Regions from separate parts of the Homo sapiens genome. Here region 1 is linked to region 2. Evidence: chromatin loops called from intact Hi-C (ENCODE). Cell type or tissue: Caco-2. All regions are shown on one strand.

Evidence for each region. Peaks named below come from ENCODE experiments on the same cell type or tissue, not always from the same donor. Only the 100,000 strongest peaks of a DNase experiment are listed, where the experiment ranks them.
Region 1: it touches region 2 in a loop (8-fold over the local background); 3 of 110 quality-filtered maps call a loop at or near these places.

The regions. Positions count from the first base shown.
Region 1 is chr15:28,097,428-28,099,927 of GRCh38, reverse strand. It overlaps OCA2 (OCA2 melanosomal transmembrane protein), which reads left to right and starts at 613. Exons shown (of 24, transcript NM_000275.3): 1 at 613-704. RefSeq lists an enhancer at 666-1,318. In Caco-2, a CTCF peak has its summit at 955 (motif pointing left); DNase peaks (open chromatin) are centred at 507 and 947; H3K4me3 peaks cover 1,588 bases.
Region 2 is chr15:26,887,966-26,890,465 of GRCh38, reverse strand. The region is part of intron 6 of GABRA5 (gamma-aminobutyric acid type A receptor subunit alpha5); the gene reads right to left. Among named protein-coding and RNA genes, the nearest start is that of GABRA5, 22 kb to the right of the region's middle. In Caco-2, no CTCF peak of the experiment used is centred here; a DNase peak (open chromatin) is centred at 965.

The sequences.
Region 1 (2,500 bases), 1.2 Mb before region 2:
TGTGTCTCTGTGTGTGTCTCTGTGTATGTGTATCTGTGTATCTGTGTCTGTGTATATCGTGTCTATCTCTGTATCTGTGTGTGTGTCTGTGTGTATCTGTGTGTGTCTGTGTATCTGTGTGTGTCTGTGTATCTCGTGTGTGTGTCTGTGCTGCAGGAGGGGCTGTCGGCAAGTGTAACCTTGGCGTCCTAGCTGGAGGGCCTCTCAGTGCCCGCTGGGAGAGCTCTGAAGGGAACAGAATGTTCACTGAGCATTTCCCCGTTCTTGTTCATAGGGAAAAGCCTGTCCGCAGTCCTGGGCCGCCTCTTTAGAGGTAAAGCTGGAAACTATCCCCGCGGAGAGCGCTGTCGGGGACGCCGGGGCGGCGTGGCCTTAGACGGAGCTGCTCTCAGCCCGCGCCGCCGGGGGCTGGGGAGCTGAGGGGCCGGGGGTGCGGAGCGGGCGAGCTGTGGGCGGGGCCATGTGGGCAGCTTTGTGGGCGTGGCCGGGAGGGGCGTGCTACGGGCGTGGCCGCACTGTGGGCGGGGCCGAGTGGGGAGTGCTGTGGGCGGGGCCGGGCCGGGGGCGTGCCTGGGTGGGGGACCCGCTGCGGGAGCGCCGAGCTCCCTCTGAGTTCTTACTTCGAAGGCTGTGCTCCGCTCACCATCCAGAGCGGAGGTGCGGACCTTAAACTCACTCCTGGAGAAAGATCTGCAAGTGCGCAGGTAAAGTGCACGTGCTCCGCGGTCGGGAGGAAGGAGGCGAGGAGCCAGACTAGCCTGGGAACAGGCAGGGAGGGTTTACACAGCCCCGGCTGAGTCGCGGCTTAGGAAGCAAGGCAAGTTCCCCTAAAGGTTAGTGTGCACAGACGGGTGCGACGGAGCCGACCTAGCGCGGCTGAGTCCGCCTGGGCCTGCAGCAGCTGCCCCCTGAGCACCCCCTCCGGCTCTCTGCCAGGCGACCCAGGAAAAAGTCGCCCCCTGGTGGGCCATGAGGTCATGGGTGGGGGGAGTTTGGAAAGGTTCAGACAGCAAATGTTCCACTTGAACTCCAGGGCAGCATCTGGCACTGCGGGGCCTCCTAGCCATGAGCCGTGGTCAGGCGTTTCCTTAGAATGGAATGCACTGGAGTGAAAACACTAAATCCCTCAAAGCTGCTTCTCTTTACTGTGGTCACACACAGTGAAATCAATGGGCATTAGTGCAGCTAGCTCTTTTCAAGGACACAATGTTAAGCACAGGAAGCCTGGTATGTGGACGCTCTGGGTTTGCAGAACCAGGCAGGGGCCAGGGGCTCAGGACAAGTGCCCGGTGCTCCCTTCCCATTGGGCGAATCAGAGCCTGGGGCCCGGCGGTGAAGCTCCCCAGGTGACTCTAATGTGCAGTGCACTTTGAGGAGCACTACTTAGACCAATGTGACAGTCTACAATGTGTAGATTTAGGGTGAGTGATTCTGAGGAAAAGAAACCCGAGGCTGTTAGCAGTTGTGGGCAGCTGCTGTCTACCTAAACCAGCTGCGGTTTGCTTGCTTGGTGAGCCTGAGCTTCGCGGGGCGGGCATGGCATCTGCCATCCAGGACCCTGGGACGGGGCCTGCCAGGGCAAGGAGCTGAGCATTGAACGCATCTGGGGATAACTATCTCTCATAGAAGAACTAATGAGGATTGAACCTGAACACAGAGATGAAAGAGCTGAGTAGACTGCAAAGAATTGCACAAAAACTGCTTGTTCTGCAAATTTAGTTTACAACAATTTGAGTGCAGTTCACATTGGTGTAATGTGATTTAGGATCATAAGTCCCTAAAGTTTCATTACACTGATGAAAAGCAAATGCCTATACTGTTCTTGTTTTATGAGAAGAACGCAACCTCCAGCCCCTGGAGCAGCTGAGATCTGAGGATATCAGGAATACCAGGAATGGGGAGGTCCTGGCTGTCCCTGGAAACCCAGCGGCATGACACCTGTGTCACCTGGGTCCCCGTTTCTATGCTGGAGTGGCAGGCAGCAAGGAAATATTTTGAGTTTGAGGCCATATGCATTTTGGAAAGATCACTGTGGCTGGGGGGTTGGGAGCAGCTGGGGAGTTGAAGAAAGCCACTGCCAAGGCCTTCCCACTGAGTGTGGTTGCCAGGCCGGGGCAGGGAAGCACTGGTGAGCTGCAGGGGGGATTCCCAGTTGGTGATGGGTGATGGATGGTGGGATCAGTGGGCCCCTGGGAAAGGCCAGGTGTGGCTTCAGCACTCTGGGAGTTTTGGGTACCTTTATGTCTAGGGACACAAAGAGGTAGATGGACACAGTGGTTTGAGCTGCAGAAGAGAGTTGGGCGGCCACCTGTCCACAGGTGAGGATGAGGTTTCTTGGGAGAGTAGAGAGAAAGGGGAGGCTTTTAACTGTTAGTAGTGGAAAGATGGCTTGCAATGGAGATAAAGGCTACCACAGAGGGGAGGAAAGCCCAGAGCCTGGAGGCCAGGGGGCAGGATCTGGGGCAGGGGCTGACCCAGTGTGGCATTCTCCATATGCTGG
Region 2 (2,500 bases):
CTGTGAGGCACGTCCCAAAGCAAAAAAAAAAAAAAAAAATTGAAGTGACTACAAATCTTGAGATGAGTAACTGTTATGCATGGTTTTCAATGGACTGGCTAATTGGATCTCATGTAGCAAAATGGGCAGAAATTTCATGTTCATTTTTGTATATAAGGTGCCAGAGAGGAAGTAATAGGTGGTCTCTACTCTCACTGTTGATGGAAGTGAAACTGGTACTATTTTTCTAGAGAACAGTTTGAAAATCTGTATTAATATCAAAAATTTATGTTTTGTCCAATTCCTGGGATTTGTTCAAAGGATATACGTAGGTGCTTGGACCAGAATGTTATCACAGAGAAAAAAAATAGATGTATCGTGAATTTTTTTACAGAAATCATATAAACACAGGATAACCACATGATGGGATGTGCTATATCACAAAGTTTCAAAACAATGTTTAATGACATGGGAAATGTTTTCAATGCTGTATATTTTAAAATTGTAAAGCTATTCACAAAAGTTTTCAGTGAATGAGGCCACTCAAAAACTATAGGAGACTATGTGTGCATACACACAGACATACACATATGTATTCATGAATGTCTACACGCAGGGACACATAAACATGATACACACTAAAATATTAACATTGATTCTCTTTGGTCTTGGTGTTATCATAACCATATTCCGCACTTTGTAATTTTCTATGTTTTATAAATTTTTAAATCATATTTTGATTCTTGCCAATATAAAATGTGTTACCTTAAAAATTGCAAGTCAGCCAATACATCTGGTTTCATGAAAGAAGCTTTGAACTTGACACTTTGAACTTGACAATGTATAGCTATGCATGCTTGTACATATATACAAACACATCTCAGTGTCTAGTTCAAAACTTCCAGATATGTATGTATCCAAGTTACCTATTAATGCTATTTGATATTGACTACCAATCATGAAGCAAAAATGTGACAATGCTGCCCTCAAGTGGCCGTTTAAGGAATATGTGTATTTACTAGCCGTTTTCAAATAAGAACGAAACAGACTGCAGCTAGCTATACTGCATTAGAAAAGAGAAAAACCAAAACCAACCAACCAGAAAAAAAAAAAAGACAGTGGCTCTAGGAGATTAAAATATAATTTCCAAGGACTCATGACTACTAAATGACAGTCAGGACCTGAATTTAAGTCAGCCTAACTCCGAAGTCCACGATCTTTTCACTACATCGTATTTCCCCAATTCATGAATTAAGCAGGGGTTTCCACTCATGGGGAAAATCCAAATGGAGTGGAGTGTAAGCAATCATCAAAATATGTCTTCCTTAAAGTAAAAACAGCACAGAGGAATACATAGTGTGCAAAAGAGATGATGCAGAGCGGTATTCAGTGCACGACTGTCTAGTGGTATTTTACTTGGTGCAGCGTATCTACTACAATGTAAAAATGTCAACATTCTACAATGTTTGCCCAGATCTTTCTATTAAACAGGCACGGGCAAGTGACCTTGGGTGGAGCAGCGGCCGGGTTCTCTGAGCCAGGCAGAACCACGTGGTGCAGGCAGAGCCAGCCTTCTAGGGACTCCCTCCTTGCCTGTTGCAGTCACACAAGAGCCTACCGGGGGGACTTGCTCTCCTGCCAGGGGCCCAAAGACCAGGGGGACATTCCCTAAGGTGACCCTCACTGTGTGTTCTCACATAAGTTGGCACTTTTAGAAGGTGTGGGAAGATGGCAGATGAAAGGGAGCCATTGCCTCCCAATTCACTTGGTTATTATCTCTATATGCTCTTTATAACTTACGTAATGGTGTATGTATGTCAGATCTGGTGGGGTCTCTGAAACAGGTGGCCACCCTGTACTTCAGGCACTTATCTGGAGGGGACTATGGACCTGCTGCTATGTAATGACAACCAAAGGCTCTATCTCCCCTCACCCGAGAAAACAATTAAGGGACGGTCATCCATCTGGACCCTAGATGACCTCGGGCCAGTCCCTGGGTTCAGCTCCCCTAACCTCTCCAGCCCTGCAAAGGAAGGCGTGGCAGGGAGGAACTGCTCTGAGCTTCCTTGGAGTGACCTGACTGCCCTGCCTAGTGCTGGAAGCCTAATTCTGGGCATGGTTCTGTAAACTGGCTCACTCCATTTGCTGAAAAATGGTCCTCAAAGAAATTGTTCAGTACTTTATAGGCAGCCTCTTGAGGACGCAACAGGAGATGTTTGCTGCTCTCTTTGGGCTGATTCTGAGAAGCTACTGAATTTCACTTGTAAAATTCAGTGAATGCATGACCCACTCGTGGTAGGAAGTTCTTCAGAGCCAACATCATGGATAAGTTCCAGAAAAATGCCTCGGGCTCACTGCCAGACATTTGGGGAGCAAACAGCATACATTCCCTCAGCTTTTTTTGAATCTCTTATGTAAAGAATGCCAGCTCACTCAATTGTGTGTAACTCTGAATACTAATTTAAAGGAATTCAGAAACATGGCAGGGATTTCCCATTAAAAAATCTTATTCAATACAGTT